Regions from separate parts of the Homo sapiens genome. Here region 1 is linked to region 2. Evidence: chromatin contacts called from ENCODE Hi-C or POLR2A ChIA-PET data. All regions are on one chromosome and are shown on one strand. Each heading gives the region's core, a stretch centred on a gene start or an enhancer-like site at or near the end of the contact. The rest is flanking DNA. Distances are from core to core; before and after follow the strand shown. Region 1 holds the start of C2orf74-DT (C2orf74 divergent transcript). Region 2 overlaps PUS10 (pseudouridine synthase 10).

Evidence for each region. A loop is a pair of places that touch in the nucleus more often than their neighbours do. ChIA-PET counts read pairs that join two places held with the same protein, here RNA polymerase II (POLR2A). Pooled maps may share reads with other maps.
Region 1: a loop to region 2 is called in a pooled map, with 2.8 times the contacts of the local background. The contact joins the promoter of C2orf74-DT here to the enhancer-like site in region 2. A Hi-C loop is called at or near these places in 1 of 50 pooled maps. POLR2A ChIA-PET finds 5 or more read pairs at or near these places in 2 of 52 experiments (A549 and activated T-cell).

Annotation. Positions count from the first base shown.
Region 1 is chr2:61,140,416-61,146,806 of GRCh38, reverse strand. It overlaps C2orf74-DT (C2orf74 divergent transcript), which reads left to right and starts at 1,832. Exons shown (of 2, transcript NR_036496.1): 1 at 1,832-2,034; 2 at 2,862-5,215. It also overlaps a transcript of C2orf74 not described here. RefSeq lists enhancers at 1,654-2,003, 1,698-2,619.
Region 2 is chr2:60,990,291-60,996,654 of GRCh38, reverse strand. The region is part of intron 4 of PUS10 (pseudouridine synthase 10); the gene reads left to right. Among named protein-coding and RNA genes, the nearest start is that of PEX13, 24 kb to the left of the region's middle. RefSeq lists an enhancer at 3,360-3,709. Within about 2 kb of position 3,619, at least 5 of the 41 ENCODE cell types and tissues checked have a DNase peak (open chromatin) inside an H3K27ac peak, as active enhancers do.

The DNA.
Region 1 (6,391 bases), core at 583-3,082, 150 kb before region 2:
AGTGCAGTGGCGCCATCTCGGCTCACTGCAACCTCCGACTCCCTGGTTCAAGCGATTCAATTCTCCTGCCTCAGCCTCCTGAGTAGCTGGGACCACAGGCATGCGCCACCACGCCAGTCTAATTTTTGTATTTTTAGTAGAGACGGGGTTTCACCACATTGGCCACGACGGTCTCCATCTCCTGACCTCGTGATCTGCCCGTCTCGGCCTCCCAAAATGCTGGGATTACAAGCATGAGCCACCGCACCTGGCCCCTTTTTTAATATTATATGTTTCTAGCTTTTTTAAAAAAAGTTATTGTAGTGTTATTTTTGTTTTTAATGAACAGCATTCAGATAATTCAATATATTATAATGAGGAATACATTGAGAAGTCTCTCACCCTATCTCAGTCCTACCCTCCATCTCATAAGAAACCATGACTATTAGTTTCTTGAGTATATTGCCAGAATTTATGTGGAAATAAGGATCATATGACTCTCATTTATCCTTTTCTACACAAAAAGCATAATTTATACACTGTTTGGCACCTGGGCTTTTTTCGCTTAGTAAGATATGCTAGAGATGGTTCCACATTAGTATGTTGGGAACTGATTCCTCACTCTTTTTCATAGCTGCATAATGTTCCATTGTGTGTATGTACTGTAGTTTATAATATCAGTCTTCTGATGGATACTCACGTAGTTTACAACCTTTTGCTATTACAATCAATAATCTCATACACATATTACTTTACATGTATGCAAGTGTATTTGGAGGCAAAATTCCCCAAAGTGGGATTGTTGGATCAAAATGCAAATATTATTCAGTGTGGTTTTGATAACCACTAAGGATTGCTGCATTCTGCTCCTACTAGCACTGTAACACTGCACCTGTTTTCCTGACACCCTCCTATATTGAGTATATTACCAAACGTTTCAATGTTCACCAATCATGATGATTTGCATTTTTATTAAAACTGAAGCTGGCCTGTAATCCTAGCACTTGGTGAAACTGAGGTGGGAGGATTGCTTGGGCTTGGGAAGTGGAGGCTGTAGTGAGCTGTGATCGTGCCACCTGTCTCAGAAAAAATAAAATACAAAACAGGCCGGGCGCGGTGGCTCACGCCTGTAATCCCAGCACTTTGGGAGTCTGAGGCAGGCCGATAACCTGAGGTCAGGAGTTCGAGACCAGCCTGGCCAACATGGTGAACCCCATCTCTACTAAAAATATAAAAATTAGCCTGGCGTGGTGGCACCTGCCTGTAATTCCAGCTACTCGGGAGGCTGAGGTGGGAGAATCACTTGAACCCGGGCAGCGGAGGGTGCAGTGAGCCGAGATTGCATTACTGCACTCCAGCTTGGGCAACACAGGACTCCATCTCAAAAAAATAAATAAATAAATAAAAAACACAAAAACATGCAGCTAAGCATCTTTTCATATATTTAAAGTCTATTTTTAACTACTATTTTTCTGTGAACTTGGTACCCCAGTACTTCGCCCATTTGTCTAATGCACTGCTGCCTGTTAATTCTTAGATATTTTAAATGAATATTTAATATATTTATATTTGGAAAAACTTATCCAAGGACAAAAGATGACGCTAAAACTCCTGTTATAAAACGAACATACCAGCCTTTCCCCCACGAGTCTGGAATCCGGCCAGAGCAGGATTTTAAGACTCTCGGACGACGTCAACATGTCCTCGGATCTGACTGCGCAGGCTCCAAATAGCTCGCCCGAACCCTAACATCTGTGTGCGCATGCTCGCTTGATTCCTAGCGGAAAGTTTGTGTGCGCATGCTCCAAGGAGCCGCGCCCCATCGGCTTCCCTAACGGAAAATCCGCTGCGCATGCTCATAAACCTGCTCTCCTAGGAGACCTGAAGGCTGCTTCCGCTAACCCGGGCTGGCGCTGCTAACCTCACCCAACGATCCCTGCTGTCGGAAAATGTCCAGAGGCACCATCCCTGCTATGAAGAGGGAATGCCAGTACAACAGCCACAAGGGGTCTTCCTGTGGCCCTCAAACAAAAAATCACTGCATTACATCAGCAGGTATTCAGCACCTGGCCCCCTCCAAACGGTGTCTAAAGCGAGTTTTAAAAATTAATGCTAGGGGCGGGACGGCGGGGGCGGAAAAAAATAAAAAATTAAATTACTTAAATTTTTTTCTCTTTTTTTAAAGAGTCGGATTCTCGCCCTGTTCCCCAGGCTGCAGTGCAGTGGCGCGATCTCGGCTCACTGCACCTCCGCCTCCCGGACTCCAGCAATTCTCCTGCCTCAGCCTCCTGAGTAGCTGGGATTACAGGCGCGCGCCACCACACCCGGCTAATTTTTTGTATTTTAGTAGAAACGGAGTTTCACCGTGTTGCCCAGGCTGGTCTCAAACTCCTGAGCTCAGGCAGTCCACCCGCCTCGGCCTCCCAAAGTGCTAGAATTACAGGCGTGAGCCACCTCACCCGGCCAAATTACATTAATATTTTATATTGAGGAGGAAGTTGGTTACAAAGGACTTTCAAAAGTGTCGGGGTTAATAATCTGCATATTTTAAAATATTCCAGGCCGGACGCGGTGGTTCATGCCTGTAATCCCAGCACTGTGGGAGGCCGAGACGGGCGGATCACGAGGTCAGCAGATCGAGACCATCCTGGCTAACACGGTGAAACCCCATCTCTCCTAAAAATACAAAAAAATTAGCTGGGCGTGGTGGCGGGCGCCTGTAGTCTCAGCTACTCGAGAGGCTGAGGCAGGAGAACGGCGTGAACCCGGGAGGCGGAGCTTGCAGTGAGCCAAGATCGCGCTACTGCACTTCAGCCTGGGCGACAGAGCGAGACTCCGTCTCTCTCTCTCTCACGCTCTCTCTCTATATATATATTCCATAGACTGCATTGGAGAGAAAGGCGCCGGGACAGAAAAGCCTGAGATAAACCACCTGTCATTCTTGGAGAAAAGGATGCTGCGGCTTTCCCGATTTGGTTGATGAGATGGAAAATCAACCCTTACAGGAAGGACATCACCAATTCCGGAAAGGATGCTGCGCCAGTCATGTTTCCGCACTCTGTGAGACGTTGAAATCTCCAGAAGTTGCCCAAGGTTTTCAAGCTGAACACAGGAGAAATGACTCTGGATCTCTGAGGACTGTTTTCCTCAATAAGGAGCTGCAATCTTGGCTCCACCACCCTCCCTCCAAAACATCTCGTGTGTCTGGTATCTGGTTATATTGTGGCCTGACAGAGAAGTTTCTTTCGGGGCCAGTGAATTAAAAAAAAAAAAAAAAAGAAAAGCGGGTCCTACCAACTCATTAATACTTTAATACTTTAAATTTCCCTCTTTATAGTAGGTTGAAATGTCAGTATCTCTTAAGAACAATGGCTGAACCAAATGTTTCCTCAAAACTCACATTTTTTCCCACCATTTCAGAAGCTGCCTCAGGACTAAGCTTTGATTTTTTTTTTTTTTTTTAATCTGGCCCAAATTCCTATCTAAGGGGCCTGGGGAGTCATGCCCAACAAACCATAAATTCTCATCAGATGAGTTTTATTTAACCCTATATATGGTGACTTGCTTTCCAGTCTGACTCTGGCATGACATGTGACAAAGAAGAAAGTCAAAATATTTTACCCCAAAACATGTTTCTTTGCCATATTTTGAAATGGTCCTGCAAAGCTGTGCTTTGTGGGGGAAAATATGCATCTGTAAAGAATCTCTATTAACACAGCTAGATCTTTTTCTTCCAGGCCCTCCCAATCCTGAAGAGACTGAGAGTCTAGCATTGTTTTAAAGGTCTGAATAGGAAACATTTGTCATCTATCATCTCTAAGGGTAGCCATTATAAGACTTCAAAAGAACCTTTTGAAGTATTATAATCTTTTATCTTAACCTGAACATGTGCTTCCTATTGATCCCAGGTCTTCAGACAATTGTGAACTCAACCATTTGTCAATTAGAAAATGTTTAAATTGGCTGGGCACAGTGTCTCATGCCTCTAATCCCAGCACTTTGGAAGACCAAGGCGGGCAGATTGCCTGACCTCAGGAGTTCGAGACCAGCCTGGGCAACATGGTGAAACCCCGTCTCTACTAAAATACAAAAATTTAGCCGGGCGTAGTGGCATGCACCTGTAGTCCCAGCTACTTGGGAAGCTGAGGAAGGAGAATTGCTTGAACCCGGCGGGCAGAGGTTGCAGTAAGCAGAGATCGTGCCACTGCACTCCAGCTTGGGCAACAAAGTGAGACTCCATCACAGAAAAAAAAAAGAAAATGTTTACCTTTACCTATAGCCTGGAAATCCCTGCTTTGAGTTGCTCCATCTTTCTGAACCAAACCAATGTTATTTCTTAAACGTATTTCATTGATGTCTCATGCCTCCCTAAAATGTATAAAACCAAGCTGTGCCCCGAACACCTTGGGCACATGTTCTCAGGACCTCCTGAGGGCCGTGTCACGGGTCATAATCACTCATATTTGGCTCAGAATAAATCTCTTCAAACATTTTACAGAGTTGACTCTTAGTCAACATGTCCATACCTGATGAGATGCTTCATCAAAATTCTAGTGGACTGGCTAGTTCAGAAAATGGACCAGCCAGGTTTGCTTAAATGCACCCCTGCACAACTATCTCACTCCTGCTTGGAGCCGGCTAGATCAGGAGACCTGTCCCTAAACTAATGTACTCCATGTCTTAAGTCTTTTTGTTTTGTTTTGTTTTTGTTTTTGACAGAGTCTCAGTCTGTCACCCAGGCTGGAGTGCAGTGGCGTGATCTTGGCTCGCTGCAACCTCCGCCTCCCAGGTTCAAGAGATTCTCCTGTCTCAGCCTCCCAAGTAGCTGGGACAACAGGTGTGCACCACCATGCCCTGCTAATTTTTGTGTTTTAAGTAGAGATGGGGTCTCACCCTGTTGGCCAGGCTGGTCTCAAATTCCTGACCTCAGGTGATCCACCCACCTCGGCCTCCCAAAGTGCTGTAATTACAGGCATGAGCCACCGCACCCAGCCCATGTGTCTTGGTCTTTTTTACTAATATTGATTATAAAATGGATGAAACTTTGGATAAAATTTCTGCGTTAGAATTTCTTTTTATATCTGTCCTAAAGCTTGTAACTACTTGCTCATGATTTTTTGTGTATGTTTAGCAATGTGCATGTCATTGATGGCCTTTGTAAAGTATGTTCAATTGAGTTGTGGAGACAGAGGTGCAATTGGAGTAGGTTGTAAGAATAAAAAGGAGTAGGCAAAAAGGCACGGGTATACCAGTGGACTTCAAAGGGTACTCAGACTTTGTTCTTAAGGGATCAATTCCCAGATCTTCAGTTTCATATAAACTCTTTCCTAAAATTGACTTGCCTAAAAGCATGTTAGTGTTGTGGGCACAGCTTCTCTTTTCTTATTTCTGCTTTTACAGTCATCCTTTTTCCAAAAGGAAGGTATACATATCCTCCTTGTCTAACAATGGCACATTGCCCCAGGGTGTAAAAGAGGCCAGGGGTGACAAGCAGAGACACAATTCAAAGCATTTGTATTAAGAGAGCAGTAACTCCAATGCATTATTTTGCAAGTCACATTTTTTTGTTTTTGTTTGTTTTGAGACAGGATCTCACTCTGTTGCCCAGCCTGGAGTGCAGTGGTACGATCTCTGCTCATTGCAGCCTTGACCTCCCTGTTTCAAGGGATCCTTCTGCCTCAGCCCCCTAAGTAGCTGAAACTACAGGCATACAACACCACGCCTGGCTAATTTTTGTATTTTTTGTAGAGATGGGATTTTGCCATGTTGCCTAGGCTGGTCTTGAACTCCTGAGTTAAGCTATCTGCCCACCTCGGCCTCCCAAGGTGCTGGGATTACAGGCATGAGCCACCACACCTGGTTTTAATCTATAATTTCAAAGTTAAAATTTTTTTAAGTCAAAACTATGTAAAAAGTTATGCTTAGAAAAGTCTAGCTTCCTCAGCTCTATCCCTTCCACCTATTCCTTCCTCTGTCCCCCAGAGATAACCTAGTTCATTATTTTTGGTACATCTCTGTTTCTTTTTCTTTTTTTTTTTTTTAGATGCAGTCTCACTCTGTCGCCTGGGCTGGAGTGCAGTGGAGCAATCTCAGCTTACTGCAACCTCCGCCTCCCAGGTTCAAGCAATTCTCCTGCCTCAACTTCCTGAGTAGCTGGGATTACAGTCACCCACCACTATGCCCAGCTAATTTTTTGTATTGTTAGTAGAGACGGGGTTTCACCATGTTGGCCAGGCTGGTCTCGAACTCCTGACCTCGTGATTCGTCCACCTCGGCCTCCCAAAATGCTGGGATTACAGGCGTGAGCCATCATGCCCAGCTACATCTCTGTTTCTTTTTGCAAAAATAAATACATATATTTGTTTTTGGACTAATGTAAACATACTGTTAACTGAAATAGTAAATGGACTGT
Region 2 (6,364 bases), core at 2,370-4,869:
AATCTGGATATGCCTCCCTGCTTCATGCTGCTGTTGCTTTTTAAGTTTTTTTTTTTTTAAACCATACCATCTCTACATCTTGTGTATTTTCATATGTTTTATTTACCTGACTACCTTGGCTCCGTGGATATTACCTTTTCTTAACTACTCCCCTTATTAAGCCATACACTCATGAACATCACTAAAGGTCAGAAGATCACCAGAGTGATGAATCCAGGCAGAGCTGCTGTGTTAAGGAGAACATAAGACTAGACATGGGTGCAGGTTTAGGACTCTGTTACGTGATACACTACTAGGATGTGTTGCAAGGGAGAAAGAGTGAGTGACATGTGATTAGTCAAGGTCTATATAGAACCCAAGCCCTGGTTGGCATGTACAATCAGAAGTCCAACTATCAAAGAGTCAAAGCAGATATTGAAGAGATCTAATAACTCGTTATTGGGGTGCTGGCACAAGAAGCCCAACAGATAAAGCACCCAGTCCCCGAGGTCACTGTGGCATGCAGCAAGGAGGAACAAATCACATTCCTGTGAGGAGGAAGCCACAGTCAAGCAGGACTAGAAGCAAGCCTAATTCTAAAGACCACCACAATACTATAATGTATATTGGATTCAGGATTGCAGTTGGCAGGTTATTCAGACACATATTTAAATGCTTAAAGATGCATCTCTTTATGGCATTGCCTTTTCCTTGGCCTGAACCCAGCTAAGTATAATGGAGGAGGAAGCAAGGAAGAAAAGAAGTTGCTGTGGCTCATCTAGCAGTGTAGGTAATTGAGGGAGATCAGGTGCATTCAGAACATGAGGTAGCCTCAAAGATTTGAAGTTTCTTTTAAAAATGTGTATGGTCTTATTCTTGTGAATTGTCACATTTGGCCTCTTTAAAATTTACAATAAGAAATGGTAATGTAACAGAATAAAAAAAAATACAAGATGAAACACATCCTTTTTCTTTAAAATGATTTCCCTGTGAAATTGAACGTATTAGCACATTGCTACCTTCTAACTGTAGAGATCTTTATTAAACTATTTTTCCTCCATTAATTTTTAGGACCGTGTGGCGTAGTTAAGTTGCTGAAAAGGGGAACTTCTAATTCAGACTCTTGCCTATTTCAGGTCTAGGTTTTTCTTGTTGCGTAGAACTGTCCTTTTTTCTGATACCACCACTGTGTTTTAGACCTAATAATTCTAGCTTACTAAGATATGATTGTTTTTGAAAAATTATTCATAATAATAACAAATATATATGTATGTATGCATATGTATAAAGCAATCATTTATATGTAAAACAGCCACACCACCATAATGTGTAGTTATTTTTTAGGAGGAGCAAGATAAAACCCCTTTCTTAGGAAAACAAGCCACCAACAGTTATTGAATATCTTCATGGCAGAGTGTGTTGCATGTGCTCTTTCATTTAATAATCACAACCCCTTAAAGTAGGTGGTGTTATCATCTCCATTTTACAGATGATGAAATTGAAGCTGAAGGTCACATTGCTGATAAATAGCAGAGCTAGGATTTGAACTCTGATCTATTAAACTCCAAAGTTTACGCTTTTTTTTTGAGACAGAGTTTCACTCTGTCACCCAGGCTGGAGTGCAGTGGTGTGATCTTGGCTTACTGCAATTTCCACCTCCCGGGTTCTAGCGATTCTCCTGCCTCAGGCTCCCAGGTAGCTGGGACTACAGACGCTCGTCACCTTGCCCGGCTGATTTTTTGTATTTTTAGTAGAGACAGGGTTTTGCCTTGTTGGCCAGGCTGGTCTCAAACTCCTGACCTCAGGTGATCCGCCTGCTTCAGCCTCCCAAAATGCTGGGATTATAGGCGTGAGCCACTGCACCCGGCCTTGGTCAGATTTCAAAAGGGTTATTGTCTTTCTGTGTTATAAGTGGGACTTAGCCTAGGTTTTGACTTTAGTATTTTCTTTCTCCAAATGGTCCAGTATCTTCAAGGTTAGGGAAAGGATTCTTGGTAAAAATATGAAACCAGAACTCTCATAATTATTTAACAAGTGTGATCATTTAAAAAGAGTAATGGTAAACCACCAGTTTATTTTGTGATTCTCTAAAATGATAACTCTGGAAATAAAATTTAAATTACAATTTTAGCACTTTCCCATCACATTTATGTTCAGGTTTTGTTATCAGATGACTGGAATAGGTGCAAAGATGTTTTGAGTCAAATATTTTATTACAGCACCTATCTTAAAATTCAGGAATTTCAAGTCATTTTTGTGAGGAGCTATTTTTGACTTCCTTTTTTTTTTTTGCTCTGAGGAAGATTGATGCATGTATGTGTGATGATGAATTATGATGGTGAAGTCCCTTAATTGGAGGTGGAAGTCCCAATGAAGTTTTTAGCCACATCCTTTGTCATGGATATGTCCAAATGTCCAAGAAGAGGGGGCTAGGTGGCAAGTGCTACCTTGAAGTCAGACACATCCAAACTCATTGTCAGAAACCTCTTTCTTAAGGAATAGTACTACTACTTTCTTCCCTCCAAGCAGAAGGAAGGACCAGCAAAATAGTCTTTGGCCAGGTTTGTCAGTTACGAAGTGTCGATCTGGCCGGGCGCGGTGGCTCACGCCTGTAATCCCAGCACTGTGGGAGGCCGAGGCAGGCAGATCACGAGGTCAGGAGATCGAGACCATCCTGGCTAACAGGGTGAAACCCCATCTCTACTAAAAATACAAAAAATTTGCCAGGCTTGGTGGCAGGCGCCTGTAGTCCCAGCTACTCGGGAGGCTGAGAAAGGAGAATGGCGTGAACATGGGAGGCGGAACTTGCAGTGAGCCGAGATCGCGCCACTGCACTCCAGACTGGGCAACAGAGCAAGACTCCATCTCAAAAAAAAAAGTGTCAATCAATTGCAGTGCTACAGCTGCTCCTCCTTTTTAAAATTAGGTTTTACTGCTCCAAATATTGAAAGTTATTTTTACAAATCTTCCCTTTTAAATAAAACTGAATATATTTTTCCTCACTGATATTAATACAGGATCAATACTAGTGGAATCTGTTTTCTAGACTAGATACCATTCAAGGCCCCAGGTGGAAATGTTTAGCTGGGAATTTTGTCTTAAAAAACTGAGTATCTTTCTCCTTGCCATTATGTTTATTATGCAAAGTTATCCAGTTTTTCTTAATGTAATACATATTTTCCAGTCAATTTGGACCTTTCTTTTTTTCTTTTTTTTTTTGAGACAGAGTCTCACCCTGTCTCCCAGGCTGGAGTGCAGTGGCATGATCTCAGCTCACTGCAACGTCCACCTCACGGGTTCAAGTGATTCTTCTGCCTCAGCCTGTCAAGTAGCGGGGACTGCAGCCATGTGCCGCCACACCTGGCTAATTTTTTTGTATTCTTAGTAGAGATGGGGTTTCACCATGTTGGCCAGGATGGTGTCAATCTCCTGACCTTGTGGTCTGCCTGCCTCAGCCTTCCAAAGTCCTCGGATTACAGGTGTGAGCCACTGCGCCTGGCCTGGACACTTTCATAATTTATAAAACTCTGATGTAAAAAACCCTAGTTGAGCACTGGATTGACATTTCACAGGGCTACTTCCTTTTTATTGTGTGTAGCTTTTGGTTTCACAATTAGTGCGTCAGAGATCAGCTGGATATATGGCAGTCTCCAGAGCCAGGGCAAGAGTGCTCAGCACGTACTTGCAGAGGGCTAGTTTTTTATCTTTAAAAATTAAATCCATGGCAAATTAAAGAGCCATATATCGTATTCATTAAATTATAATTTGAAAGCTACTTGTGTAAGTAAATGTTGCGGTATCGAGTATGATCAAAACCTTTGATTCTTTTTTCTGGTGGAATCTAAGTTTCTCTCTAAACTGGTTGTTAAAATGTTATTGCCAGTAGCTGAGTAAAGATAATGTGAGGGGAACTAACTTGTGTGGGGAAAAAATAAAATGGATTTTATTTAAATGTGGTCATGAGCCATATAAAAGGAAATGAAATAATAAAATAGATGCAAAGGTATTAACATAAATAGCCCTTTTAGTCTTATATTAAGAAGCATAATATGAAGTGATTTCTATTTAGAATTTAGTTCACATCCAGGATTTAAATTTTCTGTGAGGCTGGGGTGTTATGATGTGTATTGATTATCTGATATTCCTTTAGTATTATCACTAGAAATTCATATTAGAAATCGTGAGTTGGTGATTTTAGTGAGACTTTCATATTCTGAAAGCATCACAGAAATTCATGACCTGTTGTGGAGTGGGCATGTGCACTCATGCCCTATTGAGTAAATCAGTAGCTAGTCATGAATGCTAAATTTGTATTCCAAAACATTTTTTTTTAAATGTAGACATGTATTAAGGTACTTCTGGCTGCGTATAGTGGCTTATGCCTATAATCCCAGCACTTTGGGAGGCTAAGACAGGGGAATCACTTGAGGCTAGAAGTTCACGACCAGCTTGGTCAACATGGCGAAAACCCGTCTCTACTAAAAATGTAATGTAAAAATTAGCTGGGTGTGGTGGCAGGCACCTGTAGTCCCAGCTACTTGGAAGCTGAGGCAGGAGAATCGCTTGAACCCAGGAAGTGGAGGTTGCAGTTAGCTGAGATCGCACCACTATACTCCAGCCTGGGTGACAGAGCGAAACCCTGTCTCAAAAAAAAAAAAAAAAAGTGCTTCTGTTGAGTAACATTCAATCTGCAACTTGTTTCTTAGGTGGCATGCAGCAACTGATATTTCAGTTACTGCTTTATTGGTCTGGCCCCAGGGAGGTGTCCCCTACCACGTTAAATTGGAGGTCATATGGTCTGTGCACAATGACTTTTCCCCTCCAATTTTCGTAATATTTATTTCTTTTTCTTGCTTTGTTGCATTGGCTAAGATCGCTAGTACATTGTTAAACAGAATTAGGGATAATGAGAATTCTTTTGGATTATTTTTCTGTTTGAATTCTACCCCCTCACACATATCATTATCTTAGAAGTTATGCATTTACAGTTTTTCCTTTACTCTTAAAAGTACTAATTAAATTGGTACTCCCATTTCTACAAAAAATAAAAAATTAGCTGGACATGGTGGTGCATGCCTGTAGTCCCAGCTATTCAAGAGGCTGAGATAGGAGGATTGTTTGAGCCCAGGAAGTTGAGGCTGCAGTGAGCCAAGATTGAGCCATTGCACTCCATCCTGGATGACAGAGTGAGACTCTCTCTCTCAAATAAAAATAAATACTTTTATCTTTCCCAGAGAATGCAAAGACCTTGGAATACTTGGATTCCTTGTATCTCTTAATTTACATTTCATTGTGTGTGTTTTAATTTGACACATGTTTAAATCTCATGTGACATTATTTTATACAAGTAATATTCTATACAATCAGTCAATATTCACAGATTTACCTACATATTCATCTTGTGTATTACCCTTTATTTCAGCTGTCATCTGGGATTATATTCTTCTGCATGAAGAATATCCTTTAGTTTAGTTTTTGTTTTTTAAAGTATAGGTCAGGCCAGGTGCAGGGACTCATGCCTGTAATCCCAGCATTTTAGGAGACTGAGGCAGGAGGATTGCCTGAGCCCAGGAGTTTGAGACCAGCCTGGGCAACATAGAGAGACTCCGTCTCTACAAAAAAATAAAATGTTAGGCCAGGCATGGTTGTTCACACCTGTAATTTCAGCACTTTAGGGGGCCAACTCAGGATCATTTGAGCCCAGGAGTTCAAGACCAGCCTGGGCAGCATAACAAGACCTCATGTCAACAAAAAATGAAGAAAGTTATCTGGGCTTGGTGGTGTGCACCTGTAGTCCCAGCTACTCAGGAGGCTGAGGTGGGAGGATTGCTTGAACCCAGACGTGGAGGCTGCAGTGAGCTGAGATTATGCCACTGCACTCCAGCCTGGACAACAGAGTGAGACCCTGTCTCAAAAGAAAAGAAAAGAAAAGAAAATTTGGACATTGATTATGAAAAATATAATTTGAAACTAAAATAATGTTCTCCTCCAGAGAGGATTTTTGTTTTCTTCTGAGTTCTAGCTAGGGGCATTAGCAATTCTGAATTACCTTAATCCAGCCACAGGGATTGCAATTACCTTAATCCAGCTACAGGGATTGCAGTGATTTGAAGTTGATCTTTAACACCTTTAAGGACTGTTCTCGTCCCCATTTACCCCTGCTTCTAGGGTGTCATGCTTCATGGTTTCAGCCAAAACATAGGGCTTATCAGGATTCCCTCTCTCTCTTCTGACAACAGATGCCCCTTAGGGAAAAGCTGCTCAAAACACCTGGCTCATCTTTGGTTCCCTTCTTCTGAATTTTGGCCCTGTAACTCTTCACTACCTTGTTAACTTTCTGATGTCTTCATGCAATTTTTTTTTAGTTGTCCAGCTTTTCTAGTTG